2 separate regions of the Homo sapiens genome follow, and region 2 is linked to region 1. Evidence: chromatin loops called from intact Hi-C (ENCODE). Cell type or tissue: ovary. All regions are shown on one strand. Links, peaks and the distances in the headings refer to the core of each region. The heading gives the core; the rest is flanking DNA.

Evidence for each region. Hi-C counts contacts between places; a loop is a spot of excess contacts. Peaks named below come from ENCODE experiments on the same cell type or tissue, not always from the same donor. Only the 100,000 strongest peaks of a DNase experiment are listed, where the experiment ranks them.
Region 2: a loop joins it to region 1, with 3 times the contacts of the local background. A loop is called at or near these places in 93 of 110 quality-filtered maps.

Annotation. Positions count from the first base shown.
Region 1 is chr1:180,469,225-180,486,448 of GRCh38, forward strand. All of the region lies in intron 3 of ACBD6 (acyl-CoA binding domain containing 6), which reads right to left. Among named protein-coding and RNA genes, the nearest start is that of ACBD6, 25 kb to the right of the region's middle. In ovary, for the core only: a CTCF peak has its summit at 9,183 (motif pointing left); no DNase peak of the experiment used is centred there.
Region 2 is chr1:180,245,461-180,261,331 of GRCh38, forward strand. LHX4 (LIM homeobox 4) reads left to right here. Exons shown (of 6, transcript NM_033343.4): 2 at 2,825-2,996. Among named protein-coding and RNA genes, the nearest start is that of LHX4-AS1, 21 kb to the right of the region's middle. RefSeq lists enhancers at 2,886-3,386, 3,672-4,652, 8,502-9,021, 12,479-13,248. In ovary, for the core only: no CTCF peak of the experiment used is centred there; a DNase peak (open chromatin) is centred at 7,341.

The sequences.
Region 1 (17,224 bases), core at 4,396-12,395:
GTTCAACCCATCCCCTAACTCTCCCCCTTTTCATCTTTGCCATACTCCAAGAATTCAAAGTCCAACAAACATTGGTAGTTTTGAAAGTAAAGCTGTAAAGTTAGTAATATTTTTGGTCTTGAATTAGAAATTGTGTCAAATAACTAGAAGTCGTATTTCACATGCTTTGTAAAGAAAATAAAATTCCACTGCCTCTAGAAGAAGGATACTCTATAGTGAGCCTGAAAACAATATAGTAATTCTACAGAGTTTTAAATCTAGGCCTTTAAAAACATTTTCAAAAACTGAATTCATTTTCAACTTGGTTAATAAAATCTAATTCATGCAACTGACAGATTCAATATAGATGAAGAAAATAATTTTCCAACTCTAAATTAAAGGAATATGAGTTAGACAACTAAATTGATCCCGTAAGAATCGAGGTTTGCCATGGTACAGCCACATTAAGGGAAATGTATTAATGTTTCCCTGTGAATAATTTCTCTATAATTTCAACCTGGTCATTTATTCACCATAGCCTACCATGTGCAGGTTAACATTCACTAATATCCTCAGCAACACTAACATTGCATCCCGTTTATTTTTTGGTGGCATATTAATAAAATACTTGCCTCAGTTAAGTATCATATTTGATATAAAATTTATACTTGCATTGCACTCTACAGTTTACAAATTTGTTTTCTACATATATAATTTCAATGAATTACAATCTTCCTTCACAACTTTAAAGCATAATACACTACTAATCTCCAAAAGCAAATTATGTCAAATATAATAAATAAGATTTTAACAATAAAAGACTAATACAAATAGAAAGAAATTAACCTATTGTTCCCTTCTTACCTTGCTCCAAAACAATTCCACATTAACATTGTTGGTTCATTTTTCCAATTTAAGCTGTTAAAAAATGCATGCTAAATTTCCCTATATCGTATTTCAATCAATTGCCTAAGCTGAGACTAGTGTCACAAATAAAGCATAGGATCATAAATTTCTCAGAAGACATAAAATCAAAGACACCCAACACCTAAACATAAAGATAAAAAACAGCAAAAAAAATACCCACAAGAACCATGAAGCTATATGAAATTCCAGCTGATCAGCTGGTTAAACAGTCTATTCTGAACAGACTTAGTCTTTACTCTCTAAACTGATATTAAGATTACAACCATGTACCAGAATCATCTTGGTCTAGTCTTTTCATTTTATGTTTTCTTATAAATTATGGTGCTATAGGAAAAAAGTCAATCGCCTTTCAGATGTTTAACTGCAAAAGCACTACTTAGAATAGCAATGAACTGAGTTATTTAAATACAGGACTCTGCATGAAATGAGGGCTATCTGCAAAACAGCACATACTTAAACTACGGTATATATTACAATATTTCAAACAGTGCCTAGAAGATCTCAAGCCTCCCATGATTCTATGATCACACAGTTGACAAGGAACTCTAGAATACAGAAAAATCTTTGCTAAACACCTAGAAAAGACAACACCACAGTTTTAACTATTTGCGTACCAACAAGTGCTACATCCACATTTCATCATATCCGGGCATTAAGAGGTCACTTTGTTTGTGCTCACAAAAAGTATTTTTTTAAATAAAGTTAAATTGAATTGATTTTTTAAAGCACATAATTAAAATGGTATTTGAGACCAAATGCCACTGTGTGAAGATAGGTAAAAATAATTGACTGCTCAATTTCTTTGATGAAATAAATCCGTCTCTTAAAGAAAAATATTCTGTTTTCTAAAGTTTCAGAACTTTTTGTATTAACCTGTGAATATAACATAAATAGAAATTTGCAACTTAAGAATTTGTTCTTCTGTTCTTTTTGCAATTGATATTTCTTTGCTCCTAAGTGACGCAAATAATTGAAAGTTTATCTGTTGGCCAGGTGCAGTGGCTCACTCTTGTAATCCCAGCACTTTGGGAGGCTGAGGTGGGCAGATCTCTTAAGCCCAGGAGTTCAAGACCAACCTGGACAACACGGCAAAACCATGTCTCTACAAAAAAATACGAAAATTAGCCAGGCATGGTAGCATGTGGCTGTAGTACCAGCTACTCGAGAAGCTGAGGTGGGAGGATCACCTGAGACTGGAGAGGTCAAGGCTGCAATGAGACATCATTGTGCCACTGCACTCCAGCCTGGGCAACACAGAGTGAGATTTTAAGGAAAAAAAAAAAAAAAGTTTATCTGTCAACTTGGAAGGAGATATGAATTAGTCTGTTTTCATGCTGCTGATAAAAACATACCTGACTGGGGAGAAAAAGAGGTTTAATTGGACTTACAGTTCCACATGGCTGGGGAGGCCTCAAAATCATGGTGGGGGGCAAAAGGCACTTCTTACATGGTGACGGCAAGAGAAAAATGAAGAAGCAAAAGCGGATACCCCTGATAAGCCCAACAGATCTTGTGAGACTTATTCAGTATCTCGAGAATAGCATGGGAGAGACCAGCCCCCATGATTCAATTACCTCCCCCTGGGTCCCTCCCACAACACATGGGAATTCTGGGAGATACAATTCAAATTAAGATTTGGGTGGGGACACAGCCACACCATATCAAGAAAACTGGCACTTTACTCTTTCCCAATAGGTGTAAGGTAATAAAATTTTAAATTCCAGATTTTATTTAAGCATAAAAATGATCAAACAAAAACCAAGTATGGTTGGTATAGCAAATTATTCAAAATACATGGTCTTATGCCTCAGCAGAGGTTTATACCAATGAGTTTCCTCAAAAATCTCTCTCCCACACATGCATGCAGATATTTATAAACAAAGAAAAATGTTCCTATCTCTAATGACTAAAGTTATTCACTTAATGATATTATTTCTAAGGTGCTGAAATTTTAGGAACATAGGTACGTATAGGGCAAGGCCAGACCTGAGGAGCTCCAAAATATCTTTGCTCTATCTTGGTCAGTCCCACTATAGTGTCAAACCCCTCCTTTAAGTTAAGGTATCCTCTGCTGGGCCCATTTGGGAACCAAATTTGTTAACTCTCCATTACTTCACTATTCAAGAGTTGATGTGTAACGTTTAGGTGATGTGTGGCAAAAAATTATACTATGAATGAATGGCACACACTTTATTGGTAAACAAGAATGGCTCAGAGTATCAGAGGACAACAGTATTGTGATTTAGGGTAGATGTAGCTGAAGTACTTCATCAGGCATTCCTGGAAACTCTGGATAATAAAGCCAGAGGGTAGTTGTTGGTCTAGAGAGAAACTTCCCCAATTTAAATTTCCATGGAAGACACTACAAACACAAAGGCAGGCTGGGTGGTTGTGTGTGTGCGGGGGTGCGGGTGTGTATATCATCAATAACGATTAAAAAATTAATAAAATCTAAATCAGTTTTTCAAAATCATAGTCCAATAATACAGTAATTGAACTGGATGATTTCATGTTACACTGATCAGCAGGAATGCTAAAGAAAAAAGCTAAAAGCTGAGTAATTTGGTATCCTGAGTTTACCAGGAAAAACACATTCTAAAGTACTTTAATTCTTTAAAAATTTAAGAAGATGACATATAATTAATCATTATTATTATTGTAAGACTTCAGCAAGAAACAGCATTAGTTTATGCTAAGTAATACAGCCTGAAGAGGTTCAATAAATCTTAGCTGAACTGAATCTCAAGGGACAAATTAACATAGTCACCCCCTAGTTTTGCAACACAAATAGATATGAAAACAAAGACTATACAGTACTTGGAAGTATAGGAATCTAGTAGAATACTACTGAACAAAAGCATAGAATAATTCCATAGAATAAAACATATACAAGTGAAATGCTCCATGGACTATAAAAATTTGTATGTAGAAAAAGCAGAAAGATTAAGATAGTGGTAAAAATGATTTAATCAGCTATTGTATAAATATTAGATATTTTAAACATTTAGTCTCTCAATATGTAAAACTTTTACACGGGCCGGGCACGGTGGCTCACGCCTGTAATCCCAGCACTTTGGGAGGCCGAGGCGGGCGGATCACGAGGTCAGGAGATCGAGACCATCCTGGCTAAAACGGTGAAACCCTGTCTCTACTAAAAATACAAAAAATTAGCCGGGCGTAGTGGCGGGCGCCTGTAGTCCCAGCTACTTGGGAGGCTGAGGCAGGAGAATGGCGTGAACCCGGGAGGCGGAGCTTGCAGTGAGCCGAGATCCCGCCACTGCACTCCAGCCTGGGCGACAGAGCGAGACTCCGTCTCAAAAAAAAAAAAAAAAAAACTTTTACACGAGTCAAATTTGGCAGGAGTGGAGGGGAGGGCGATGGGGAAAGAAATAAACTTTAAAATGTCTCTATCTAACTTTGTAACACAAAATTTTAATATCCCAAAATGTTAAGAATTTCAAAAACTGTAAAAAGAGATAAATTGTCCACACATTTTAAAAAATTGAGGCAATATAGATAGGATTGTTTGGAATACAAGTCAGTAATATATGTATATACAATTTTGCTGTTTTTCAGCTTTTTACTGTGTCTAAGTTATTGCTAATACCATCAAACTCCCTTTGCTATAGTTACTGATATTGAATGGTACATAATAACAGTAGCACAGAGAGATTAAACCCACACATATGCACATATACACACACACATAAACATACAAATGAAACCATCACCACCACCAAAATAAGTTCTGGATTCACTTGATTAAAATATTTCTTATAACCTTTTACTTGTACTAAAAAGTAACGTCCATATTAACACCTGTATATATATGTACATACATACACACACCCATAGTCAATCTTATACATAATAGGGTTAAAATTATGAAATTATAATATTCATTCCATGTTGAGATTTTGCCTCCCTGTAAATCTAAAAGTAGTATTTCAAAATACTTCCAAAGACTACCAATTCTTACTGAATTAAAGACCACTTTTCTATTCATTTACAATTTCCAATTTATTCATAATTCTGCTAATATTCACTTATACGCAGGGAGAAATACAAGAAGAGATAGCACTATGTTGTCAAGGTAGCACAGAAAGCTATAAAGCCATCCTGAAACACATCTGGAGTATATTGCTCTTTAAAAAGTTATAAAATGAGAGGTATATTAGAATAGCTTAAATATAGGTGAAATTCATACTTGCTTTTAAAAGGGTATGCAGCCCTAGAAAAGAGCACCAGCCTCCAATAAAATATGGCCAAATAGCTGATATTTAAAGAAATACAACATAAAACATAAAATATATCTGAAAAGCTAAAAAAAAAAATCTTCTAAAATGTGTAATGTCATGTGGAGAAAATAATTCAGGTATCTAAGTTAAGCAAGCCTAGGCCTGAAATTTTGCTTTTGGACATTCTGGCTATGGGCTGGGTTACTTAACCTCTCTGATCCTTAGCTTCCTCATCTGTAAGAGGGGAATTATTTTCTCTACAAGACTGTTAAAAGGACTAATTGAGACTAATAGAATCTTTCTGGCTTTTTACCTAAAAACTTTTTAGCTATCGAATATATTAGAATAGAAATAATACATTCATTAAGTCTGTGTTATATAATTTCACCTACTTTTGTACCAGTGTATTTTTAAAACAAATGGAGAATAAAAAAATATCCTCCTTCACTGGATTTCAAATCCAAATCAACAGACTTTCAGGATCTACATTTAAAATGATCCAGTGTTGTCTCCCTATAATTTACTGTCCAACTGGGACATTTTCTACATGTCCCTTTCAGGGATTCTTTCAGGCTTTTTGTGGAGAGGAAAGGAGTTGAAGTTAACATGTATATAGAAAAATGTACATATTTTAAGTGGGTTTTCACAAACTGAATAAATATGAAATCAACACCCAGATTTAAAAATCCATTAAGCCAGCATCCAGATCAAGAAATAGAATATTACCAGCATTCAAACTGAGATAGTTTTGACAGTGAAAGGTGGTGTTATTTTAACAGCCTAAATGAAATATAATTGACATATAATAACTGTGCATATTTAAATTGTACAGTTTGATGAGTTTTGACGTATATTGGTGAAACCACTGCCACAGTCGAGATGATGAACATATATATCCACCATCTCGGAAAGTTTCCTTGTGTCCCTTTTGTAATCCCTGCTGTTTATTCCTACTTTGTATCCCCGGGCAACCACTGATCTGGTTTCTGTCACTGTAGTTTGCATTTTCTAGAATTTTATTTATTTATTTATTTTTGACATGGGGTCCCACTCTGTGGCCCAGGCTGGAGTGCCATGGCATGATCAGAGTTCACTATAGCCTCAACCTCCTGGGCTCAAGCGATCCTCCCATCTCAACCTCCTGAGTAACTGGGACCACAGGTGTAAACCACCACACTCAGCTAATTTTTTATTTTTGTAGAGATGAGGTCTTGCTGTATTGCCCAGGCTGGTCTTGAACTCTTATGCTCAAGCAGTCCTCCCATCCTGGCCTCCCGAAGTGCTGGGATTACAGGCATGAGCCACCATGTTATGTATACCAATAGTTTGGTCCTATTTAGTATTCCATTCTGTAGATACACCATAATTTGTTTAGCCTTCTCCTGTTGATGGAAATTTTGGTTTCCAGTTTGGGGTTATTATAAATAAAGCGACTATGAACATTCATGTAAAAAAATAAAGTAAAATGACCTAGTGTTTACCATATGATGGAAAATGCTATAACACCTAGAAAGAGTTGGTGGGGCACTTTTCATTTTCCCTTTTACTTAAATCAACAACATGGATTATTAAGAGTTTCACTAAATTTGTTATTGAATATATTAAAATTCAACCTAAGGAAAAACGGGACAACTGGAAGATAACATTTATCATGTCTAGGCACTCAGGTATATATTATGGCTAGGGGAAAATAGCAAAACAAACAACTATCACATACCAAAATCTGAATCTGGTTCCAATGCAACCCAATCCCACCAATACCAATGAAAAGACTAGAAGTTTATCCCCAGGTAAAATCATTTGAGATCTCTGATGCAAAACTATGGTGTTATTTAAAGATGGAATGTGAAGCCAAAAAGCATTCACACGTTCTGTTTAAGTTATATTATTAACTCATTTATGCCGGAGGTTGAAAATTTTTTTTGTGAAAATCAGACCTTGGCAATGACCTTGAGCAGTAGGATGTAAATAACTCCCACAAGCTTTGCATTCCAATAATGGAACACTAGGCATAAATGGGTTAAATTTTTTTTTTTTAAAAAAAGAATGAAGTTGTCACTCAAAGGTTTTTGCCTATGCACACATATAGGCTAATACAATGCTTCTTTTCCTCAACTGACAAGTATCACAAAAGAAAATTTAAAAGTACAATTGGCAAATAAAACAAGAAAACTCAGCCGGGCACAGTGGCTCACGCCTATAATCCCAGCACTTTGGAAGGCCAAGGCAGGCGGATCACCTGAGGTCGGGAGTTTGAGACCAGCCTGGTCAACATGGTGAAACCCCGTCTCTACGAAAAATACAAAAATGAGCCGGGCGTGGTGGCGGGCACCTGTAATCCCAGCTACTCGGGAGGCTGAGGCAGGAGAATTGCTTGAACCCGGGAGACAGAGGTTGCAGTGAGCTGAGATCATGCCATTGCGCTCAGCCTGGGCAACAGAGTGAGACTCTGTCTCAAAAAAAGCACAAAAAACAAAAACAAACAAAAAAAACAAGAAAACTCAAAAACAACACAAGTACATGGATGGAAGAAATGTGAAAATATCCAATGAATATATCAGATTATATATCTATTAACCAGTTCCCCTCTGAAGCTAACCAAAACATTACACAATATAATGCTTTGTATAACATTATACCCCCTTATCCATGGGGTATGTATTCTAAGACCCCTAGTAGATGCCTGAAACTGTAGACACTACAGAGCCCTATATACACTATGTTTTTTCCTATACAGGAACAGGTAATGGATACATCTTGACAAAGGGATGTATGGAGTGGGACAGGAGAGATTTTATCACAACAGGGCATGCAATTTAAAACTTATCAATTGGTTACTTCTGGAATTTTCCACTTAATATTTTTGGACCACCGTTGACCTCAGGTGACTGAAACCCCTCAGAAAGCAAAACTATAGATCAGGGAGGACTGCTATACATTTTTAAACCACAAACAGGGACCACTAACAAACACATACACACATATAAGAGCATACACACAAGCATTAAGAATCCTACAGTTCCTAAATATTGCATAACTCTTTATAAAGTCAGTAGGATAGACCATTAAATGTTTTTAATAACACACCATGCTTTTCTGTACTGAAAATTACCTCTATATGGAGGTTAATAAATTTGGCCCAAAATATAATCAATCTCTGTTCCTAGTAACAAAACATGTCATAATAGAGTTTATCATTAGAACGAATTTTTTTTTCAGTAGAAAAAATAATCTCCTTATAATTTAAAAAACAGATAAAATGCAGTTCTAGTTCTTAATTCCCAACTAATACACACAGGTTACTTTTTTACTAAAATAAGTCAGAAATGTTTTATTAAAATCAGGAAAGAAACTATTTCTAGATTATTTCTTTTAGCTATAGCTTTAACATCATAATTCAATTAATCTACTAAAATGTGTAACTGTTGTATCTGCAAAAAGCTTATTCTGCTCTAATGCACAAATAAGAAGTCTTAAAAAAGTCTTCTGCAAGCTGGGCAAGGCAGTGTGCACCTGTAGTCCCAGCTACTTGGAAGGATGAGGCAGGAGGATAACTTGAGCCCAGGAGTTCAGGTCTAGCCTAGGCAACATAGTGAGACTCCATCTCTTTAAAAAAAAAAAATTCTTTTGCAAAAGAAAATTTTAGTTGCACAGGATACTAATTTTCTCTAAATTTTCTAATAAATTTAGATCACCATATGATGCTTATTTTTCTTAACTTACATGGATTGAATAAGAAAACAAAGTCATTTTTAATTCTAATCTATTATCCCAAAAGTACATCATTTTGGGATGTAAAGATAATAAGATTATCTTTATTGAAATTATTATAATTTTACATTAAAATGTATTTTTATTTATTAAGTACAGCTAAAAAATAATTTCTAATCTTATAGTTTTTATTGTGTGTCTATTAGAGAAATACACAAAATAAGCATAATTGAAGTGTATTTAGTTTCACAGAAAAATCAGTAACTTTAAACTGTGAAACACTGCCCTCTATAGTCCACTGAATTAAACAACAATTCAATTTATAATACTTAGAACAATACAACCTAGACAAGGAATTTTGGACTTTCTGCCTCGTTCCTGAAGCAAAATTTTCCCGCTCTATAAATCTCTCTTTTTTTTTTTTTTTGAGACGGAGTCATGCTGTGTCGCCCAGGCTGGAGTGCAATGGCACAATCTCGGCTCACTGCAACCTCTGCCTCCCAGGTTCAAGCAATTCTCCTGCCTCAGCCTCCCAAGTAGCTGGGATTACAGTACCACCATTGCTGGCTAATTTTTGTATTTTTAGTAGAGACGGGGTTTCACCATGTTGGTCAGGCTGGTCTCAAACTCCTGACCTCAGATGATCTGCCCACCTTGGCCTCCCAAAGTGCTGGGATTACAGGCATGAGTCACCACACCCAGCCTATAAATCCCTTTTTTAAAAAGAAGTTTATACTAGAGAAATGCCTATTTCAGATATCCATTTGGCTGGGCACAGTGGTTCACACCTGTAACACCAGCACTTTGAGAGGCCAAGGCAGGAGGATCACTTGAGCCCAGGTGTTCAAGACCAGCCCAGGCAACATGCAAGACCCCATCTCTACCAAAGAAAAAGAAAAAGAAAATTCGCTGGTGTGATGGCACACACCTGTAGTCCCAGCTACTCAGGACGCCAAGGTGGGAAGATCACTTGAGCCCAGGAGTTTGAGGCTGCAATGAGCTAGGATTGCACCACTGCACTCCAGCCTGGGCAACACAGCAAGACCTTGTCTCTAAAAACAAACAAAATATTCATCAATCTCATTTAAAGCCTCTTCTCTAAAGAAATCAATACTTGCATGCTTATTGCAGCACTATTCACAATGGCAAAGATAAAAAGTCAACCTAAATGTCTATCACGGATGAATGAATAAATAAAATGTGGTATATATACACAATGAAATATTACGCAGCTATAAAAAAGAATGAAATGTTATTTGCAGCAACATGGATGGAACTTGAGGTCATTATCTTAAGTGAAATAAGCCAGACACAAAAAGACAAATATCACTTGTTCTCATTTATATATATGAGCTAAAAAATTTGATCACATGGAGGTAGAGAGTGGAAAGACACATAACAGAGACTGGGAGGGGCAAGTAGGGGGAAGAGGGGAAAATGAAGAGAAGTGGGTTAAAGGGTATAAACATACAGTAAGAAAGAAGGAATAAATTCAATGTTTGATAGCAGAGTAGAGGGACTACACTTGACAAAAATGTACAGATACCCGAAATGCCCTGATTTGATCAGTACAGCACTATATACATGTAACAAAATTTCACAGGTACCCCATATATTTGTAGGAAAATACAAGCAGTATGGCAGGTACGCCTGTAATCCCAGCACTTTGAGGCGGAGGCGGGTGGATTGCTTGAGTCCAGGAGTTCGAGACTGGCCTGGGCAACATGGCGAAACCCTGTCCCTATTAAAAATACAAAAAACTAGCTGGGTGTGGTGACACGCACCTGTAGTCCCAGGTATTCAGGAGGCTGAGGTGGGAGGATGGCTTGAGCCCCGAAGGCAGAGGGTTCAGTGAGCAGAGATCGCACCACTGCACTCCAGCCTGGGTGATAGAGCCAGACCCTGTCTCAAAACCAAAGAAAAAAAGAAAATACAAGCAGAAAATACAAGCAGTCTGATAGTACTGGAATCTAAAATAAAAGATGAAGAGGGATAAAAGGTGGGACTCAAATGTGGATATAAACCAGATTATGGTGGACTTTGTATATCATGCTAATTTAGCCTGTGAGTAAAGGGGAACCACTTTTAAATGGGATAAACATGGTCAGATATACATTCAGATAAGTCACGTCCGAAGCAATGTGGAAAACAGAACTCAGAGGGACCACACTCAAAACAAGGAGAATACAGGAGGCATTGCAACAGCCTAGGCAAGAGATGATGATATATTAAGAAAGAGGCAGTAGGGGTAGAAAGAAAGTGATAGATGCAGATTACTTAAAAGATAAAATTAGTGACACTTGGTAACTAATTAAATAGGTCACTAAGAAAAAGCAGTAAGAAAAGATTCAGGGATCACTGCTAGGTTTCTCACTTGAATGAACTCAGTATATGGCAATACCATTAAATAAGGAAAGAAGCAGAAGAAAGCATCTGAAGGCAGGGTAAGGGGGTAGACAGTTGATAAGTTCTATTTTAGACCTGTTGAGTCTGAAGTGCCAATGCAACACTAAACAGAAATGCTCAATAAGTATTCCAGCACATGAAACTCAAAGCCAAAAAGGCAGAGTTCTTCAAGTCAAATGGAGCTTGTAGAAGTACTTGATTAGGCTCACATTATGTTTAACTTTAAAAAAAATCAGAAGATGTCACTTAAAAAATGAGATTTCAGGCTGGGCACGGTGGCTCATGCCTGTAATCTAGCACTTTGGGAGGCCGAGGTGGGTGGATGACTTGAGGTCAGGAGTTCGAGACCAGCCTAACCGACATGGTGAGGCCTTGTCTCTACTGAAAATACAAAAATTAACTGGGCATGGTGGCATGTGCCTGTAGTCCCAGCTATCCAGGAGGCTGAGGCAGGAGAATTGCTGGAACCCGGGAGGCAGAGTCTGCAGTGAGCGGAGATCGCACCACTGTACTCCAGCCTGACAACAGAGTGAGACTCCGTCTCAAAAAAAAAAACAAAAAAAAAACAAGATTTTATATCAGATCTGGCACTACTGAGCATTCATGGCAATAACTGGCTGGAGCTAACATCCAATTCCCCTCTTTAAATAGGGCATGCACTTCACTGCAAACCACAACCTTGTGATTCTCTCTATATAAATCAAAACCGACTTCATTCATTTATGTTAATGGCTTGGCCCATGAAGGCGCTTGTTTTTGATTTTTTTTTTTTGTGACCCTGGTCTAAAAACCCTAATCCCTGATCAGGATCACAGAAAAGATCAGGGCTAAAAAATAAATTTAGAATCAATATAGACTGTGGTTAAAACTGCAAGAATGATAAGGAGAGACACAGTTTTGAAAATCATCAACACAGGCTGAAACTTGGGGCAAAAAAATACTTAATCATGCAGACTTTGTGCTTTATAATATTTCTATTACCTTAAAAGTGGCCTTTACCATACTCAAATCTTAATTCAAAATTCACTTTCCCTGTGTATATTTTAATTTCTTCAGCAACACTGTTAGTCTTTAACCAAAAATGCTAAGTTTTCTATTTATTCCCAGGTAGCTTTTTTCAGGAATTGCTAATAGCATCCTACATATCTATATGCTCTAAAAATGCTAATTAAATTAAATAAAGTATTCCCCTTATACTGAGCATAAGTTATGCCCTGGAACTTGAAGAAACAAAAGAAGAACCAGAAGGTTGGAAATACACTCTAAGAGAGAAATATAATGGATTCATGTTATTTACCCTGGAAAAGAGAATTATAAGGAAATTAGAATAATCTAGGTATCCTCTATGGTATGGCCCTGTGCTGAACTTTGTAGGTGGTAAATAGTAACACAAAGGCGAATCTGACACGGTCCTTGCCTTGAAGAGTCTATGGGCTGGATGGAGTACTATCAAGTTCGATAGTCAGGTGAATTTCTTTCTGAGATGAGAGTTTTAATACATGAGAAATATATAACTTAAAGAAATATTCTCTAGCATAAGGCACCTAGAGAACCTCAATTTAATACCTTATAGTCAACAAAAATTAGATATGAATAACAAGAAAAAAGTCAAAGGTAAATTTTTGTCAAAAACAAATCTGTTTAGTTATTTTTTTAAATATAAATTATAAAAATTATGACTGCCTTCATAGGTAAGTATAAACAACAGGTATAAATTTATCTATCTTTCAATAATTTTTATAGGTAAAAGATAACTAGCTGATGTTACAAAAACCACAGATGAATAGCAGCCAATTTTGCAAAAGGCTAGATGGATACTGGACAGCTAGACAACCACTTATTTGGCTGCTGGAACTAAAGAAAGGAGAGTGTCAGTTCTCCCATCTATGCTATTTTTCTCCATGGTCAACACACAAATAACAATGGATGCTAGTCTAAACATCATCAGATCAGTGAGGTGAAGAGAAATGAAGTTAATAATAAGATCCCGAGTAAATATAAAAGTTTTAAAGATCTAAGAAGTTAAAAAAAAAAAAGCAAGAGAGAACCAAGGTATTAACAATATCACTGAAACACACAGAAAACACTAGAAATTCCCGAGAATAAAAACGCATCTTATTTATGTTGAACTTTGCTCCCTCTGGTGGTCACTAAAGGTTTTACTAGATGCGAGTAGAAACGGAGGAAGAGGACAAAAGAGAAGTGGAATTGCAGAAACTAAGTTAACCTTCATCTATATATCAGACAAACGTTCAATTTTCAAAGAAAACTTTTTTAAAAGAAGAATTTAGAGCTCAGTGTTACGGAGGTAGCTCTGAGGATTACAGAAACAGTCACAAGTGAAAAGATACTTCTAGGGAATGGGACTGAAAGTGTGTGAGTGTGTGGGGCAAGGTACTTGTTCTAAAAGTTTCATTTTATACTCTTCCACACTGTTTGAATTTTTGTTTCCATAAGCCTCTATTATTTTCATGAAAATATCATTTAGTGGACAATGTGGAGGAATACCTAAGTCTTTTTACAAGTTTACAATCAGTATATTTCGCTTCTCAGAGTAAAAGCCACAATCCTTATTACAGCAGGCTATATTACCATGTGCCCAACTCTGCCTCATTTTCTATTTCTCCACCCCTCGTTCTCATATACATTCAGTCCTTATTGCAGTTTCTAGAGTACGTCAGGCATGATCCTACTTTAGAGACTTGCACTAGCTGTTTCCTCTATACAGAATGTTCTTCCCCCTGTATGGCTCATTCTTTCACTTAATTTCAATCTATGCTCAATGTTACCTTTTCAGTGAGCCTCTCCTGACCATCTTATTTTAAATTAAGAAGGTACCCCTGCCTCCTGTGTGCCCTATCCTTCTTCCCTGCTTTCTCTCCACAGTGCTAATCACTTTCTAAGACACTACAACTTTACTAATACATTATTAATATTTACTATAATATTTACTTTATTACTTATCTCTGTCCGACTGTAAGCTTCCTAAGAGCAGGGGTTGTTCTGCTGTGTTCAGTGCTAAATCCCCAGCCCCTAGAACTACAACTTGCACACAGTAAGTATAAAACTAATGTGTGAAATAAATGACTGACTAGTATCAATAATACCTTAATACATGGTAGAAAAAAGAACAAAATGCCTCATTTTATATTTGGTTCAATATAAAATGGTAATCTATTACAGATTAGGATACAATTATATATGCAAAATACATACTATTAATCTTTTAATCAGTGATATCTGGAGAGAGATCATTAATGTCATTAATGGGCTGCTTTTTTGTTTTTGCCTAGTGTATATGACTAAGATACCAAATACACTCAAATGTAATCATTCTGCTATTAGTACTTGAAAGCTTTTGTATAATAGGACTCAAAAGAAATAGTACCCATGCATCTTGAACAAGAATCTTCTCCAAAGAGCTATGGAAAATATCAGATACTACCCGGGAATTATGAAAAAATACCTAATTCTTTAATTTGGAAAATGTCCTCTTCTAGAACTATTAATATTTATCAGGAATAAAAACACATCTTTTTGTCCAGAGTGGAAAATACATTAAAATTACTACAAGACTTACAGTTTGGTGGTCCTGCTTTACATGTCAACATTATTTATTTACAAGCAAGGAAACCACTTCAGAACAGGGTTACCTCATGGCTCAGGGCATTCACACTAAAGAAAATTATTACACTTCCATGTGATCAGAGTCAATTTAGTAGTAGCCAAAAAAACAAGGTGACTGGGGTGCGGTTATTTTCCAATTTCACCAAAGTTTTTACAAAACTGCCTTATTATTTGTCAAAACTCATTGAATTACACACTTAATGTTTGTACATTTCACTATACATAAATTTTGCCAAAAAACAAAGTAAGATTCCTATTGAGAACTTTATTGGTAAATTTTCTTTTCACAGTGGTATAGGTTAGAAATTCTGAAACTACTTTCTGTATATTCTAGACTTAAGCAAATGAGTAACTACATTGAGGATACTGGGAGCAGGGTTGTTCTGTTGGAGAAAGGAGTTACAAATATGAAAGAGGGAAGGCTATCATGTACCCTGTAGTGTTGGGTTGGAATTACAGGTATGAATATAAACTTATGGTTTTTAGTATACAAGTAGATAAATATATAAATACTGATATAGGATATACACGTGTCAGAGTAATATAAGTATTAATACATGTATACACGTCTGTGTCTACAATGAATATGTATTCAACATGTGTATCTACGCACGTATGTATACGTATACATACATATGTTATGTATGCATGTATATACAAAATGTGTGTATGGCTGGGCGCGGTGGCTCACACCTTTAATCCCAGCACTTTGGGAGGCTGAGGCGGGTGGATCATGAGGTCAGGAGTTCAAGACCAGCCTGGCCAACATGGTGAAACCCCGTCTCTACTAAAAATACAAAAATTAGCTGGGCGTGGTGGTGGGCGCCTGTAATCCCAGCTACCAGCTACTCAGGAGGCTGAGGCAGAGAATTGCTTGAACCCGGAAGGCGGGGGTTGCAGTGAGCCGAGATTGCACAACTGCAAATCTGTCCAGCCTGGGCAACAGAGTGAGACTCTGTCTCAAAAAAAAAAAAAAAGTGTGTGTATCTATAGATACATACATTTGAGGGTATGTAATTTTAGATCTGTCTTCTGAGAGGGCCTAGAAGCAATGACACTCCAGTAGCAATGAACATACCCTAGCATCCAGACCTTGGTTTCTAAATACTATTCTCTACTAAAGAGTTAAAGAGAAGCAGCCAATTCCAGGGATAGGGCAGGGCAAACATCAGATAAATCTGTGTAGTGAGTTGAATTGTGACCCCCAAAAAGGTATGCCCAAATCTTAATCCCAAGTACCTGTCAATGAGACCTTAATTGGAAATAGGATCTTGGCAGATGTAAGTTAAAATGAGGTCATACTGGATTAAGGTGGGCCCTAAATTCAATTACTAGTGTCTACCAGAAAAAGGAGAGGGAGATTTGGATATAGAAACATAGGGAAGAAAGCCATGTGAAGACAAAGGCTAAGAATGGAGCTGGGCTGCCACAAGTCAAACAATGCCTGGGGCCACCATAAGCTGGAAGAGGCAAGAAATGATTCTTCTCTACAACCTTCACAGGGAGCATGGCTCTACTAACACCTTCTTTCCAACACCTCCACAACTGTGAGAGAATAATTTTCTGTTGTTTTAAACCACAATGTGCTCGTCTGTGGTACTTTACTACAGTAGCCCTAGGAAACTAACACTGCTTGAAACGTCTTGTGCCAAGAAGTAAGAAAATGCTCAATGATGGGGATGTATCAAAAAGGACATAGAAGCCATCTTTAAAAAGCTCCAAATAGCCAAATAAATGCTTTTAATGAATTATACCCCACTGAATAAAAGAAAAATCCATGAGTTTATACCAATATAAATACAGGAGCCATCTTGAAGGTACTCCCAGTAGCAAAAAAAAAAAAAATGATTTTAATGGATTTTTATATCCCACTGAATAAAAATCCATGAGTCTAAACTGATATAAATACATGAATGTTGAGAGAGGCAATCTACTATGAGCCCCGAGTGTCCCTACACATTCTTGTTCAATAGACCAGGCCCTGACCATTCTTTACCTGGGCCATTTCTCAGGATTGTGTATGCAGGAAGCCATCTTCAGGGATGAGGTAACGTATCTCTATCCCCTGACAACAATCAGGCTTGCTAAAAAAGTGGTCAATCCCCATAGTTCAGTGCTCCTTCCCTATAGCACAATACACTGCATATGTAAGAATCCAGCTAGGACCACCTGCTGGTCACAGCAGGGACACAAAAAAATCAATGTGAGGGACACAAAAAAATCAATGCAAACCAAATGAAGCTCATACAGTTTGCCATGCCATGGATAATAAAGCCCTTTGGCTCTGACCCAAGAGTCTTATGCTTTCTGCCAGCATCTAAGAAACAGTAACAGGC
Region 2 (15,871 bases), core at 4,325-12,324, 220 kb before region 1:
GCAGACAGGCATGGCCCCAAGCCGCTGGCATAATTGCTGTGTGAGGCGGCCACTCGGCCTCCACGGGAGAGTCATGACATCTCTGCAGGGATTCTTATGAGGGCTCCATAAGAAAATGCCCACGAACATGGGTGCCTAACTTGCCTTTCCGTGGGCATGACAGTTATCTCCTAATAATAGCAAGCCTGTCTTGAGCACCTACTGTATACCAGGGCCTGTCCTAAAAATTGTCCATGTGTCAATCCGTTTGCTCCTCACAACAATCCTACAGGCACTATTGTCATCATCACCCCCTTTTACAGGTGAGGAAACTGAGGCAGAGAGAGGCTAAGTCATTTTTCCAATTTAAAAAGCAGAGCCAGGATCCAAACCCAGGCAGCTGAGCTCCAGAATCCACATTCCCACCCCGTGTCCTGCCCATGCCCTCACTGGGTGGAAACCCCTGTGGCCGTCATTGTTCAGTACTTTGCTGGGCACAGTGGAACTCCTGGGTAAGTACTGATTGACTGGACTGCGTATTCCTCAAGGAGGAAAACTGTGGAGATAGAAAAAAAAAAAAGAATCCTGTATGTACTGGGACAATTAGCAAGTGGGACACCTGATAGTTTTCATGGGATATTTTGGTCTGAGAAAGGGGTCAACAGGCAAAGCATGTATACCAGGCCTGACTTCCACGCAAATACTGGTAGTGCTGGGGCCATGAAGGGAATAGGCTGGGGTTGGGGTTTAATTGGGCCCAAAGTTGGTACTTCTGTGTACAGGGCTAGTGATGGCATTTAGTGAGTGTCCCAATAGCCTATTTATAGGGTTTAAGTACAAACGTCTTAATAGTCAAGAAAGCCTTCTCTCTACATAGGTTTAGATGTGTTTAAAATTTTTCTTAGTACATTGAGGGTAATTCCTTTATGTTAACACTTTTTAAATTATATCACAACCAACAAATATGATATGAATCAAAAACATGTATGAGGCCAGGCGTGGTGGCTCACGCCTGTAATCCCAGCATTTTGGGAGGCCGAGGCAGGCGGATCACCTGAGGTCAGGAGTTTGAGACCAGCCTGGCCAACATAGTGAAACCCATCTCTACTAAAAATACAAAAAGTAGCCGGGTGTGGTGGTATGCGCCTGTAATCCCAGCTACTCAGGAGGCTGAGGCAAGAGAATCACTTGAACCCAGGAGGTGAAGGTTACACTGAGCTGAGATTGTGCCACTGCACTCCAGGCTGGATGACAGAGCAAGACTCTGTCTCAAAACAAAACAAAACAAACAAAAAAAACCCATGTATGATTCATGAGAGATTTGGTTTTACTGCTGTTGACATTTTGGAGTGTACAGGAGATACTAGTGAAAAGCTGTTTCAAGGTGAGCCTCTCAGACAGGATTTAATCAATTTATTATTTAGCGATAAACATCTATGGCATTACCCTTGTGTGCCAGGCACCGTGCTAGGCAGTGACCGTTTAGACAAACAACGAGCAAAGGTGTCTTTTATAATAGGGGTGGTAAACCCTGGGGTTGCCAGCCTCGTGAGTGCTGTATCAGGAGGATACTGTAGGAGGCCAAACGCTTGCACTTTTGTTTTTCTTCTTAATACTTGTTGATTTGTTACCTTCCTTTTTTGAAAAGCACAGGGGAAAATGGCTAGAGATCCTAGTACTGTTTGTTCATCCAACCACGGAAACCTGACCATTTTGTAGATGTTGAAACAGTCAGTGACTCAAAATACTATCAAATTCGCAAGCAATCCCTTGGAAAGATGGGATGGTGGAGAAACAGACCTCAGATAGGAAGTCACCCAGGACAGGAACCGGATGGGGCAGTGGTTAGGGTTCTGTTGCAGACAATAGAGTCTTCTTTCACTATTTAAGTGAAAAGTGATTACTCATCAGGTGGCAGGTGACTTTCAACTCAGTGGAGCCAGCTGGTTGGAGCTTCCAGGATAACTCTCAGCCCCCAGAATTTCACTGCTTCTGCTGTGACTGATCAGGACAGTGCAATACCCACCAAAGCACTTCATCGCCTCCGCCGTGACGCACACCAGCACAATGGGAGCCTGCCCCTCAGCTATCCTGACATTTAGCTCAGTTCTGAATTCAAGTCTTTCCCAAGAGCATTTGATTGGAAGACTCAATCATCTTCAAAATGTGAGCCGCTAGGGCATCTGGAAAAGCAGTTTCTAGCTTTCCTATCTGCAGCACCGGAAGGCACATTAGGATGAGGTATTGATCCAGCCAATCTATGGTATCAGTTGCAGTTCATTAAAATATTGAGATTTTCTCTACAAGAGCACACTCAGGCTTGGACCTTGATCACTGCCCGCCCCCTCCCCCACACCATATTTATCATTTGCTTTTCAGGACAGATGGCCTTTCAGTCCAGGCCTGGGCAGGGCTCACTTTGGGGGCTGATGTTTTTAGCAGAGCTTCCAATCACTTGTGAAAATGTCGTGGAAACAGAGGTGGATGTTGCTGAGCCTTCCTGGCCTGTTGGCTGTGGAACTGCAGCTGACATAAATGGGTTAGCTGCTGCTGCTAGCCTTGTGGTGCCCTTAGAAACGAGTGATTCCTCTGGGCCAAAGTCACCCCAAGCCAGAATCCACAGCCTGGCCAGCAAAGCAAGGGTTGGCTTTCAGTCCCCACTTGTTCCTTGACTACGTACGTTTGTGTGCAATGTATAACCTGTACAACTATATGCAACAGCTCTGCGGTTTGGGCCATGTCTGTTTCCACCATCAGCAGAGTGGGAAGGCACCCGCCAGGGCCTGGCCTGGTTAGCAGGGCTGTGTGGAAGGCTCACAGTGCCTCTCTCTCCTCTTCCTCACAGAGATTCCCCAGTGCGCTGGCTGCAACCAGCACATCCTGGACAAGTTCATCCTGAAGGTCCTGGACAGACACTGGCACAGCTCCTGCCTCAAGTGTGCAGACTGCCAGATGCAGCTGGCGGACAGGTGCTTCTCCAGGGCTGGGAGCGTCTACTGCAAGGAGGACTTCTTCAAGTAAGTCAGAACGGTCCGTCTCGTGGCCCTGGCCTGTCTCTGCCTCTCCCCAAGCAGTGAGGGGGAAGTTTGCAGCAGGGTAGGCCAGGGAGGGTGGAGAGTCCACTCTGGGAGGGGCAGGTAAATCCTGGAGCTGAGAGGATGCCCCTTGTTGAGGTCCCCCTTCTGATCACTGGCCCATCACTGCCAGAGGTTCAGCCTCTAGACCTCATTTGATCTCTGCATGGGGCAGGGGTGAGGAGCCAGAGGCCTTGGGCTAGATTTCTCCAGGGTGGTTGACAAAGTTCTGCAAATCTCCTCTGTTGCTCCAAAGAGCAACAGAAAGAGTTGCTCTTTCTGTCCTGATATATTGGTGCTTCAGGGCATGTGGTTGTAACATTCCCACAACTTTCAGAGCAGCTGCTTTTAGGTTCATGTCCACATCCAGAGGCGTCTCTGTGACTGTGTTTGCACAGCCTGCTTCAAGGGCCTTAGAGGCTTGCAAGAGTTGCTTCTGGCAGGAGGCAAGCCAGGCTCGGTCAATGTCGTCACTTTATATGGAAACATGACTAAGAAAGAGGCAGTTTCATGTGATGGTTGAGTCCAGGCTCTGCCTGTATTCGAACCCACTTATTGGCGGTGTGCTCTTGGGTAGGTTACTTAACTTCTCTATGCCTCAGTTTGTTTATCTGTAAAATGGGGCTCACAGTAGTAGTCCCTACCTCATGAGGTTTTTATTAGCTTTAAATAAGTCTATTTATGCATCAAGTCCTCAGGACAGTGCCTGACACTTGAGTGTTAGCTCTTAAGACTGTCTGAGATTTTCCTTTCTGGGGTGGGGTTCATCAAAAACTTCCTGTTGGAGCTTTGGATCAGGGTGAGAAGACCTCCTGGAAGGTGTTTTCCATGGCATTTAGTCCTTGACTTCTCTCCCAGAATCTATTACCCAAGGCAGTGATGTTGGTGCCTTAGCCAATGTGGAGCAGCTGGCAGCAAGCAAAGCCAAGAGCCGGAGGTGGGGGTTAGGGATCAGTGACGCTGAGCCCTGTGTTCAGTCACACCAGCCTGGGTGGCCCAGGGGGCGCCAGGGAGGCTCGCCAAAGGCTGAACACACCCAGCCCAGATAACCAAGCCCCATAGAGGCACCTCATGCTGAAGCTGTGTATTCGGAAGATGGGGGTTGAGGGGGAGTAATGGGGAGAAATGTGAGTCCTGGATACAGAATACGATTTCTCCCACATCTTCCCAAAGGTTTCACTATGGAGAATAAGTGATTTGAATATCTGAGGATTCTCACATTTCTTTAGTGCAGTGAGTTGAAGAGCACATTAAAGATCTTGGTAACCAGTGCGTGGGGCTGCCTCCCCGCCTGTGTGCAGAGGGTGCACTCACTGTCACCACGGTACTTTGCTCAGATATGTGCTGCTCCCTACGTGTGTGTGCGTGTGTGAGTGTGTGTATGAGTGTGTGTGTGACAGTGTGTGTGAGAGTGTGTGTGGGTGAGTGTTGTGTGAGTGTGAGAGTGTGAGTGTTGTGTGTGAGTGTGAGTGAGCGTGTGAATGTGTGTTGACTACAGGAAGGCAGGGGCAGCAGGTGACATGGGTGCCCGGCAAGTCCTTGATGTTTGGGTGGAAGGACAGACCTCTGGTCCTTCCTCTGAGCTTTTTGTGTACTGCTCTTCTTTCTCACAATCTTCCTGTTGCTTTCCCACCTCTGACCCTCCTCTAGTTTCCTTTTCTCTGGCATTCATGCAATTCCATTCCCTCTAGCCACATCCTTTCCCAGTGGGCAACAGGAGTTTGCCTCTATTTTCCTTCCTCTATGATGTCCTGGCCAAGCACCACAGCAGCTGTTACAGGACCCTGGGTGGAGTGAATTTCCCTGTGTTTGTGTGTGTGTGTGTGTGTGTGTGTGCGCGCGTGGGTTGACATATGTACCCGGGTGCAAATGTGAACATAATGTGTGTGTGAAGAGGGCAGGAAGCGGCAGGTGGCAGGGCCTAGCCTTGGGGTCGGGTGAGCTGCCCTGCTTCTGTGATGAGGTGTGTGCAGATGTGTATGCCTGCACCTTTGGAAAGCCAAGAGGCCACGCCTCCGCTTGCCCGTCTCGGGGCAGGGTAGGTGCTGGATGTCCGAGTCAGACCTCAGACCCCACTGGTTTCTGGCTGGTCCAGTGTGGCGGCTCAGGGAAGCCTGTGGGGTATGAGCAAAGCCTGGCAGGGCCACTGACCCAGGACTTCATCGCCAGAGGGCTGCCTTGGACCCCCCAGTGCTTCCTCAGGGCCCTGTCTGATTTTTGGACCCTGAGTGGCTGGCTATGGTTTGGAAAGAGAGGGTGGAGAGGAAGGTGATGGCAGCGCAGGCGTGGGGTTGGGTTTGGGAGAAGTAATGACCAGGAAAGAGGGTCTCCCTAGACCCAGGAAGCGCCCACAGTGTGTGCTGAGGAGGGATCCCCACAGGCCTATGAGCCAAAGGCCCAAGACCAGAAATAACAAGAACGGCTCCTCACCTGGGCCTTGCCCCTGGCTCCACTGCCCCAAGCCCTGGCCCTCTTTTGGATCCTTTCAGGGCCTTACTCAGCAGAAACCTTCTGGCTAGTCCCTCCACTCACCTCCCTGTAGTCTGCAACCCTTCCCACCCGGTGAGTCTTCCGCCAGGTGGGCCTTCCCGCCAGGTGAGCCTTCCACCCCACAGCCCAGGCCAGGGCCTGCCCCTTCCCTGAATATGCCACAGAGCCTGCCAGAGGCACTGGCGCATCAGAGCCTCCTGCCGGCGCTCCCTTCCAGTCCTAGCCCGCTGCTTTCCTCAGGTACCTGACGCCCACCAAGCAGGATGCTCCATTCCCAGGCATGCTTGGTGGGCTGCCGCCTCCACACGCCAGCCCAGGCTGTTTCATCCTCCAGGGACGGTGCCCACCCTCCAGGGCTTCCATCCTTCCAGGGTCCTCAGAGTCCAGCTCCGCGGCAGACAGGATCCCCAGTGGAGCCATCACTTCCTGTCTCTCCCCTCTCCCGGGTGACCCAGCACAGAATGCTTTGGTTTGCCCATTTCTCGTGTGCCTGGTTTATCTTCCTTGTTGGCTTGAGGAAAAGGCCTATCTGTTACTCATTTTTCTGTCCCCTGTGTAAGCCCCTGGCTCTGCGCTTTGTCCATAGGCCACTGCTGGGTTTGATGCTGCAACAAGTAAATTATCCAGTGAGTTTACACGAGCTTTGGTGACCAGTTTCTTCTGTATGCTGCAAGGCGTCTTTGAGTGAGGGAGGCCCAGGCTGCTTGCAAATGCTCAGGCCCATCATTTAGCCACGGTCACTTCCCTTGTTCCCGGCACTGCTCTGCTTCATGAAATGACCTACTCTCAGGGCTGGGTCCTTCTGTAATGCAGGGCATCTGGCCACGGATTCAGTGCTGAGTTTGGGCCATTGACTCTGTGATGGGGTGCTGTGAGGAGGGGAGTTCAAAGCTGAAGTGATTCTCCCTCCTGTCAATGGAGGGCCAACCCGAGATGAAGACCAGGTGGCTCTGAAGTCCTCAGTGGGTGGATTCATAGCCCTCACCAAGCTCTTGGGGACCAGGGCTGTTTGGTACAGGAAGGCACAGCTGCAGGCTCCATCCTAGGTACAGACAGGGAGGCAGCAGGCTGTCCAGCATCTGAGTGGTCCCACCTCCCATCCCCAGGGGTCTTGGGACTTGCTGGCCACCTGGGGCTCTGGGGCAGCCTGCTCCTCATCCCATCTCATTAGATGTCACCAGGCACCTCTTTCAGAGGGCACATGGGGGCACACACACAGTGGAGGTGCAGTAAGGACAGAGACCGTGCTGGGGCAGGAGGGGGCAAGCAGTCCGTGGAACCCCAGGTCCCTCCCTGGCTCACCCTCGGCTATAGAAGTCACATCTGTGGCCACCTTGTGAGAGGGACAGCAGGTGCCACATACTTGAATTTGCCCATCAGACCTCTGATGCTCTTAGCTGTGGAGTTTGGAAGACAGCTGGTCAGAGCTAGGGAGAGTCCCTTTTCCACGCTCCTTGAAGAAAAAGAAAAAAGAAAAAGCATGTCCTTTTCTGGTACCTCCTCCTAGCCCTGTTCAGAGGTGGGGGCAGGGCTCATTGGTTCCCTGATTAGCACTGTGGTCCTAAGTTCCTGGATCAATACTTTAATCTCTTTGCCCATAACAAGGAAGAGGGCCACTGCTTTGCACAACTCCAGGGGGCATCCTCCTGTCATATTCTATGTGAAGTTCTGCAGATCAATACGGAGATACGGAGAGTACCCACTGGAGGTGGGTAGTACCTTGTAATATCTCAAAAGTGGAAGGAGGCCGGGAGGTCAGGACTTCCCCAGCCTTCCACAGGGGCATGTGGCGATCCTGGTAACTGGCAGCAGGGGGCGATGTTGGTGTGGACACAGAGGAGGCAAGAAGGATTGTTGGGAAATTGTACTCTGTGGTTGTTGCATTTTTCTTTGGGGGCTGTTGAGCTCTGTCTTGCTCAGTAACACTGACTGATTTTTGCTGTTGTTTGTTGTTTTTGCTGCTTGTGTCCTTGGCTCTCCTTTTTTCCAAACGAAATAAAATTCTGAGACCCAAGAAGAAAGGCACTGAGTTGACTAAGGGAGCACAGTGGGGACCATGATTTGTTCTGAGTTCAGTGGCGGCTTCAAACATCAGGAGAGCCCACCCCTGGTGCAGAGGGTGTCCCGAGCCCTGTTATAATTTGAATCCCAAGCTGCGGGGCAATGACTCCTCGTGTCGCATTTGCTAAGCAGGTCCTATCCAGACCATGTGTCCAGCATGTCATGGATCCTTCTCATGTCTCCTCAAAAAGGGACCAGGGCCCAGAGAGAGTAGGGATCCAGGAGTGGGGTTTCTGGGTCCCCTTGCTATCACCAGGTGGGTCCTGGAAGGAGCCAGGCAGCTGCCTTCCTCTGGAGCACAGCACAGACCTCTTGGAGCTGGGTTCAAGTGTTGCCTGTCGGCAGCCAGCTGGGTGCCCCTAGGCAAGTTTCTTTGCATCTCTGAGCATCTATGTCCTCTTCACAGTGCCTGTCTAAGAGCCCTGGCACCCAGGAGCATTTCTCAAAAGGAGTGATTTTCTCAGCAGTGATTTTCCTTTTGGTGAACCCAAAAGGAGCTCAGTTGAATTCCTGTCCTATCTTTCGTTAGCAGTTTGTCAGCACAGGTAACTAGGTCTTTCTGAGCCTCATTCCCTTGTCTGTGGAGAGGAGCTCACGCTAACCCACCGAGCTAGGAAGAAGACGTGTGTGACCCGGGTCCAGCAGAATGCTAGGTGCTTTGTAAACACTGCCGGGTTTCAGGCCCTGCCGTGTGGCCCCTTGACCCGCAGCCCTGCAGGGTCAGGTAGTCAGAGTTCCCTCAGGGCGGGGCCTGCGCTGGCTTTCCTGGTCTCCCCTGTACCAGCCTTGAGAGCTTCCCATGGAGATGACTCTTAACTGCCTGGAGCTCCTCAGTTAGTGGGGGGTTAGCCTGGCAGAACGGGGTGGGCTGTGGTCCATGGGAGAAACCTGCCATGTGGATCTCTGTGAAGAGTTGAGAAACAAACCATTATGGAGTGAAAACAAACAGAGCTGTGGAATTGAAGCGAGGGCAACGTTCCTACACGTTTGTAAGGTCAAGGGCAAAGCCTTCAAGGACAATCCAGGCTTGTGGGGGCTTCAAGCTGTGCCCCCAGCCACTGGGGCTCCATATTTCCATCTGCCCGTCAGGGGGCGTGGAGTGACTCTCGGGTGTTCTGAGGGTGCTGCCACTCCAGGAGGTTCCTGTCTAAAACGTCATGCTTCTCAGGGGTCTCCCTGCCCCTGAGGCCCTCACAAGGCAAGGCAGGCAGGCAGAGATGGGTGCGCCAGAGGCTCCCGGTAGCGGGATGGAGGCCGCTGTGTCGCAGGGGAGCTGTGCGGCTGCTGGGCCAGGCCAGGATCTCCCTCTGCTCCCCGCGGTGCCCCTCCCCCAGCCTGCCAGTCTGCAGGCCGTAGGTGGGCTGTCCGCCAAGGGCAGGTAGGCAGCGTCCTTGGGAGCCCGGGAGCTGCTCCCATTTATCTCCGCAGTCCAGAACAGCGCATTTCTGCCTGGCGTGGCTGCAGGGTGGTGGTGCTGGCTGCAGACAGGGCTTCACTGGTGACCTTAGCCCACTCTGGTGACCAGGGCCTCTGCTCCTCATCTTGCAGGGGGCAGCTGCCCACAGGACATTGGCTAATATGGGGAAAAACAGGCTCGACCCCTCTGCGGGGTGGGCTTCATGGAGAGCAGGTGCGGGGTTTTGAGTCCAGGCTCAGCGTGAACTTGGGGCGTTAGACATCACCAAGCCTCGCTTTCCCATCTCTACAGGCGGAAGAAAAATACTGACTTTTCTGAGTGACTGTGAGGACTGAGTCAGAAGCAGCAAGGAAGTGCTTAGTCCATTCTTAGGAAGGCCATGAGGGGCATCTACACTGTGCCCCACATAGGGAGGAGGAAAGAAGACAGCAGGAGGGCCTGGGACCAGGCTGGCAAGGACGGGGTCCTGGGGTTGCTGGCCAGGCTGTGTCAGTGGTAGTGGTGGTCAGGGGATTGAACAAAGGCCCACCCTTCAGTGAGGAGCCGGCCTGCATTTTCCTCATGGGATGCTCTCCCTCCCTGTGTGGTCCAGAGCTGTGGGCAGGAACCGCAGCCCTCAGCGCTCGCTCGCATCAAAGAGCGGGGCCAGCCTGGTGGGAGGCGGCAGCCCGCGCCTGGGTGGCTTTCCACTGTCTCAAGCTTTCTTGTGCCCTGTTGCCCCAGAAAGAGGCAGCCTCAGTTCTGGGGTTGGTCGTAGAGTCAGTGTGGAGTCAGACTTTTGCTGAGCCACTTATTATTTCTGATAACCACACACCTGCCAGGCCATGCAGGCATGATCGTGCGTACACACACACATGCACACATGCACACACATGTATACACGCACACACACATGCATACACACACGCACACACGCGTGCACACACATGCACACACACAGTGCTCTAGCAGAATGTGCTTAAGGAATGCACAGGGGTGTGTCTCTTTGATGTGTGACTTTCCATAATTTCTGAATAGTTTATAGTCTAATTTCCTCGCTAAGCAAATTAAACCTTTTAAGGTAACGATCAGATGGTCCGGATAGTGGCTGTGCGTGTGGACATTTGAAAGATTCAAACACACTGGTGGGACCAGGCCCACAGTCATTTGTGCCGGCCTGTAATCAAGGCAGAAGCAATTACTTAGCCCCGAAGCTCCCCCAGGGACCGAGGCTGTAAATCAGGAGGTGATGAGTCGGAGGAGGATTGTCTGCCCGCCCCAGAGCGTGCAGTTCAGCTGCAGTCGCCTGGGCCACCCTCCCCGAGTGGGGCCTGGGGTGAAGGCCTCCTGACATCTGTGGAAGACACATCTCAGGGACTTTCTGGCTTAGAGGAATCTGTTTGGAATCACCTAGCTGCAAATTAGTCTGGGGATCAGATGCATCTGGGCTGTGGAAACGGGGTCCCCAGTGGGATCTGGGTGACATGGGAGTGGAAGCTGTGGGCAGCCCTCTTTTGGCCCAGGCACAGCACAGCAGCCAGCGGCACCTGCCTTCCCTCCGTTGCTGAAGATCGGTTTCCTCTCCTCACCCCTACCCTGGCCATTCAGGTGCCATGCCATGGGGTTCACCACTCCAAAAGGCCCTCTCTGGACATTCCTGCAGCCTCTGTGCCTTCAGGCCCTTGTCTTTGGGCCTCTGCACCACTGTAACTTCTCTAATTGTGGTCCTTTCCCCTCCTTCCCTCCTCAGCCCGTCTGGCTCTTCCCTCCGCCCATCTGGTCACGTTGTCCCCATTGCATCCTGGCTGGGCATTCAAGGGCCCATGATCTGGCTCAGCCTTACTCCCTGCTGGTCCTCTGGCCAAGGTCACACCAGGGTCCCATTAGAGCCAGTGTCTAGTTTGTCACTCTGGTCCCCGGAGGCCTTCGTGTCTCTGGAAGCCCCACTCTGAGAAGCCACGAGCTTCTCCACAGGGCTGGTCTCTGGTGGGCACTGTGGATGAGACAGCAGGTCAGCCTGGGGGCCTCTCTCCCACACACCCATTCCAGTTCCTGCGGGTGTCTGCCATGCGCCGTCTGGAGAATGAGGCCCTCAGTCTTGAGGGACTTTGGGACTCTGACAATTGATGAGTGACCTGCAGATGCCCAGGTGGGCTAAGAGCATAGGTGACAGGATTTCTGTAGGAGTGGTCTGTGCCACCGCTGCACTGGGCCATCCGTGGGGCTGGAAAGTGTGGGTTCTGGGCCCCAAAGTGGGAGTCAGGGGTGGCTTTTCTCTCAGTAAGCACCCCCGATGCGTCTCCCGCTCGGGGGAGTTTGCTCACAGCTGAGCTAGCAGCTTGGCAGAGGCTGATTGGCCTGTAGTGAGAAGGGCAGATGAGGTGCTGCGGGAAGTAAGGGAGAGGAGGGAGGGTGACCTTGGGCCAGGCAGCTGACTGCTCCAAGCCTGTGGCTGTCAGAAAGAAGGGAATACTAATCCCTCCCTACAAGGGCAGGTGTGTGGTTTGAATGAGATGCCTCGCATGAAGTTGCCTGGTGCATATGACATGATCCGTGCTTGTTTACAAAAACACCTGGTGGTCTGGACTCTTCTAGAAGGGATTCAGGTCCTGCACGTCCCGTTGCCTCTTCAAGGAAATCTGCCCCCAGCAGGGAAGGAGAGGACTTGAGGCCAAATGGACGGGAGAGTTGGGCTCTCGTCCACTTCCTGCCATGGATGGAGCTGTGTGATCTTGGGCAAGTCACTGCTTGTCTCTGGGCCCCCATTTCCTCCTCTGTGAAATTAGGGCCTTGGACTAGGTCACTGGTTTTAAAGCTTTTCCAGCAGCATTCATCTCAACATGATAATATCGAATATTCTTTAAAAATAAAAACATTAGATTAAAATCCTGATAAAAAGCAGATTGCTGAGGGGCTGTTCCCATGGGCTGGGAGGTATATGTGTGAATGTGTGCATGTGACATGGGGGCTGTGTCCCCAGCCCCCGAGGCTCTAAGATTCTCTGGTGTCAGGCCTTCTCCAAATAGGACCCCCGTCTGTGTCTGGAGAAGGCTGCCCATTCTGGGGCAGAACTTTATGTGCCCATGACATGGCTGTGGCCTTAGAGTGGGCGGTGATATATGTTGGAAATATTGGTACATACAGTAACAGTAAATATCAGCAACTTTCCTGTCAAGTGTGGTGATAGATAAAAGAAATACATGTAGGGAAGTGTCAGCTGGGAAAAAAATATACGGCCAGCAGTAAATCACCGCCAAGCAATTAAAGCATAAAATCAACTTGTGCAGTATTTTGTTTCCTCAGGACGGTGCACCGTTCCATGGCAGCTCCACGCACAGGAGGCTGACATGGGTCCTGGGCTGGTCCCCACCGACTGCCTTCAATAGCCAAGAGTAAGGAAGACATCCCAGAGGAGAGGCACTGAGTTCAAATCCCAGCTCCACCGTTTGTCTGTGAGGTCTGGGGCAGTTACTAACCCTCTCTGAACTTCAGTGTCCTCATGTCCAAATGAAGAACAGGCCTTCAAGCATTGCGCAGGACTGGGTCACTCACTGATTTATTCATCATACATGCACTGAGCACATATCGTCAGCCAGGTCCTGCTCTGGGTGCTGGATTCAGTAGTGAACAAGACGGATAAAGACCCTGCTGTTGCAGAACTTGCCTTCTAGAGAGGGGGAAACAGGGTCAGCAAGAAATAAGTGCACAGCGCATCTACTGAGATGAGTGCTGTGGAGCAGGGAAGGAAGTGCTGAGGGGGAGGGGTCCAGGGGTGTCCCCCTGAGCAGGTGACATTTCAGGGGACCACTGCAGGAAATGCAGGTACCTGGGGGGAGAGCGTGCCAGCAGGGAAGCAGTGCCCGGGCCCCAGGAGGAGGCGGAGTGGACTGGGCAGTGGAGGAGGGAGGGTGGAAAGGCGATGGCGCTGGGATGCCATAGTGCCTTGGTGGCCGTTAGGGAGCCTGTGGCTTTGACCCTGAGTGAGGTAGAAGCCACTGGAAGGTTTCAGCAGGGGAGGGCGAGGGTGTGACTTAGGCCCACTGTGGCGACCATGTGCAGAAGTGCCTGTAGGGGCATGGGCGGAAGCGGGGAGACTGTTAGGAGGCAGCTGTAGGTGCTGGCTGATGGCAGCCCAAGCTAGGGAAGGCGGTGTGGGTGTGAGAAGTGGTCCCCAACATGATATAATTTTGAGTAGAAGCTGGGCGTGGTAGTTCACTTCTATTGTCTCACCTACGCAGGAGGCTGAGGCGGGAGGATCTCTTGAGCCCAGGAATTCAAGCTTGCAGTGAGCTGTGATTGCACCACTGCACTCCAGTCTGGGCAACAGAGCGAGACCCTGTCTCCAAATAATAATAGTAATAATAATGATAGTAATAATAATTATTATTATTCTGAGTAGAGTCAACAGGATTTGCTGACAGATCAGATGGGGACGGATGCCCAAAGGTTTTGGCCTGAGCTGTGGGAAGAATGAAGTTACAGTGGTCTGAGATGGGAAGGGCTATGGGAGGAGCAGAGGGTGCGGGGGGTGTTGGTAGGAGTTTGGTTTTGGACTCCAAATCCATGTGCTGTAGAGGCAGTGGAGCCCCAGTCTGGAGCCCAGGGGTCTGGGCTGGAGGTGAGATCCCCAGGGGAGCGGGGTGGGCAGAGAAGAGGTGTGGGAGGAGGAGGAGCAGGAGCAGAGGAGCAGAGGCCGGAGAGCACAGTGTAGGAGGCAGCGAGCAGGTGTGTTGGGAGGCTTGGGAGGCCAGGGAGAGGGGAGCTGACCGCTGGGCTGCAGCACAGCTCTGGTTGGGTAGGGCACTGCCTTGAAGGGTGCAGGAAGTGGGCAGTATAGAAGGGAGGCAGGCAGGGATCATAGAATGCCTGTACATGGATGGAAGGAGCCAGCAGAGGTGAAGCTAATGACACAGAAGGCAAAGGGGATGGTTGCTGGGAGTCTCATTACGTGAGAAGGAATGAGCTGTGTCTGGTGGAGGTGCATGGTTCACCTGTGGGTGGCAGGCAGGGGCTGGGGCCCCGGGTGTGCGAGTGGAAGGCACAGTGGGAGGTGGGGAGGGTCCAAGCCGGGCTTCCCTCTTCCATGGGAAATGGGAGGGCGCCAGCAGCTGAGCCTGGGGCTCAGTGGGGGAGCGGGTGGGAGGTGCATTCTGACCCCCGGCCCCCGAGGCACCATCAGTCCGGTGGGCAGGGGCTGCTTTCCTGGCTCTGTGGATGCCCGTGCTGGGGTGGGGCAGGCGCAGGGCGGAGAGAGGGCAGGGTCCAGGGTGTGTGGGGAGGGACAGGTGGGATCGCCCTGGGGTCTGCTGGGTAAGGAAGGAGGGAAGCGAGGGACAGTGACAAGCCCAAGGGGAAGGGCAGTCCCTGGGTTGTGTGAGTCAGTGCCCTGGGGAGCTGGAAGAACAGCGGGGTCCAATGGTGGGAGGGTTGGAAGTGACCCCTGGAGCTGTGGCAGTTGCTGGTAACAACAAGGTCTGGGGGAGTGAGCGGTGGGAGGGAGGGTAGAGGCCACAGCCTTCAGGAGGTCAAAGAATTGAGAGGGAGGGCCTGGAAGGATGGTCTATGTGGGGACTGCAGTCACCAAGGGTGTGGTGGGAGTGAGGGTGAGCCTGAGTTAAGTCACCCAGGCGGGAAGCAAGTGGAGCAGGGTGGCAGTGCAGCCACGGGGTGAGTGCCGGGGCATTGGGCTGAGGGCTGGAGGTGAGGGTCGGATGAGATCACATGTGCAGGGCCCACTCTGCACAGGACACAGGTTGGTGCTAGGAGAATGGCAGCTGCCTTTATTACCAGCGTCTCAGTGACCCACTTGTGGTACATCATGCGGGTCTGCTCAGAGGTCGGAACTTACCATCAGGAATGTGCCAGACAGCCAGGGTGTAGGATTTATGCACCCCTGGTTCTAGAAGGCTCGGTCCCTGCAGGGCCTGCCTGCTGCCCCCTTTCTACAGGGTCCAGACCCTCAAGCCTGTCTTGCACTGGTGAGCAGCCCAGCCAGGTGGTCGGGAGCAGCAGGGGTGGACAAATCAACAGCAGCAGGAGCTCAGGCGGAGCTCAGGTGCAGAGGCTGGGACCCAGCACACAAGACCTAGTCCTCTCCTGGGGTCCAGAGTGGCCCATGAGAGTCAGCCGAGAAGTCTCAGCTCTTCTCTGCCCACACCTGGGCCAGCCGGAGGATGTGGAAGGTGGACAGCGGGCCAATTACATGTGTTGGGGTTAACACACTGGGGGGTGAGGGCTTCCCTGGCCACCCCAGCACTGCAGGGCTGGGAGCCTCATGCAGGGGGCTCAGAGCCACATGAGGGGGACAGGCCCTCTCCTCGAGCTCCAGCCTAGGTCAGGGCACCAAGGCCGGGTTTGCTGCCCTTGAAGCCCGCCGCATGTCCGCTGTGTTGTGTCAGAAGCACCGACTGCAAACCCCGGTTCTCTCGCTCGTTGCCCTTGGGAGCTAGGGGTCGGCACCTCACCTCTCTGAGCCCCAGTTCTTATCTGTTAAAAGGTGTCACAGTACCCACCTTTCAGGCTAGGAGCTCAGGAGACAGTCTGGAGGCAGTGTGATGGCGACAGCAAGTGGGATGTAAAGTCTTGTGGTTTAGTAAACCATGGGCCTCATTTCAACCCGGGACTTAATGCCCTTCTTAGAAAAGCTTTTGGCTGGGCACAGTGGCTCACACCTGTAATTCCAGTGCTTTGGGGGCCAAGATGGGAGGAGGCGGCGAGCAGGTGTGTCGGGAGGCTCGGGAGGCCGGGGAGAGGGGAGCTGACCGCTGGGCTGCAGCACAGCTCTGGATGAGTGGGGCGCTGCCCTGAAGGGTGCGGGGAGTGGGCGGTAGAGAAGGGAGGCAGGCAGGGATCATAGCATGCCTGTACATGG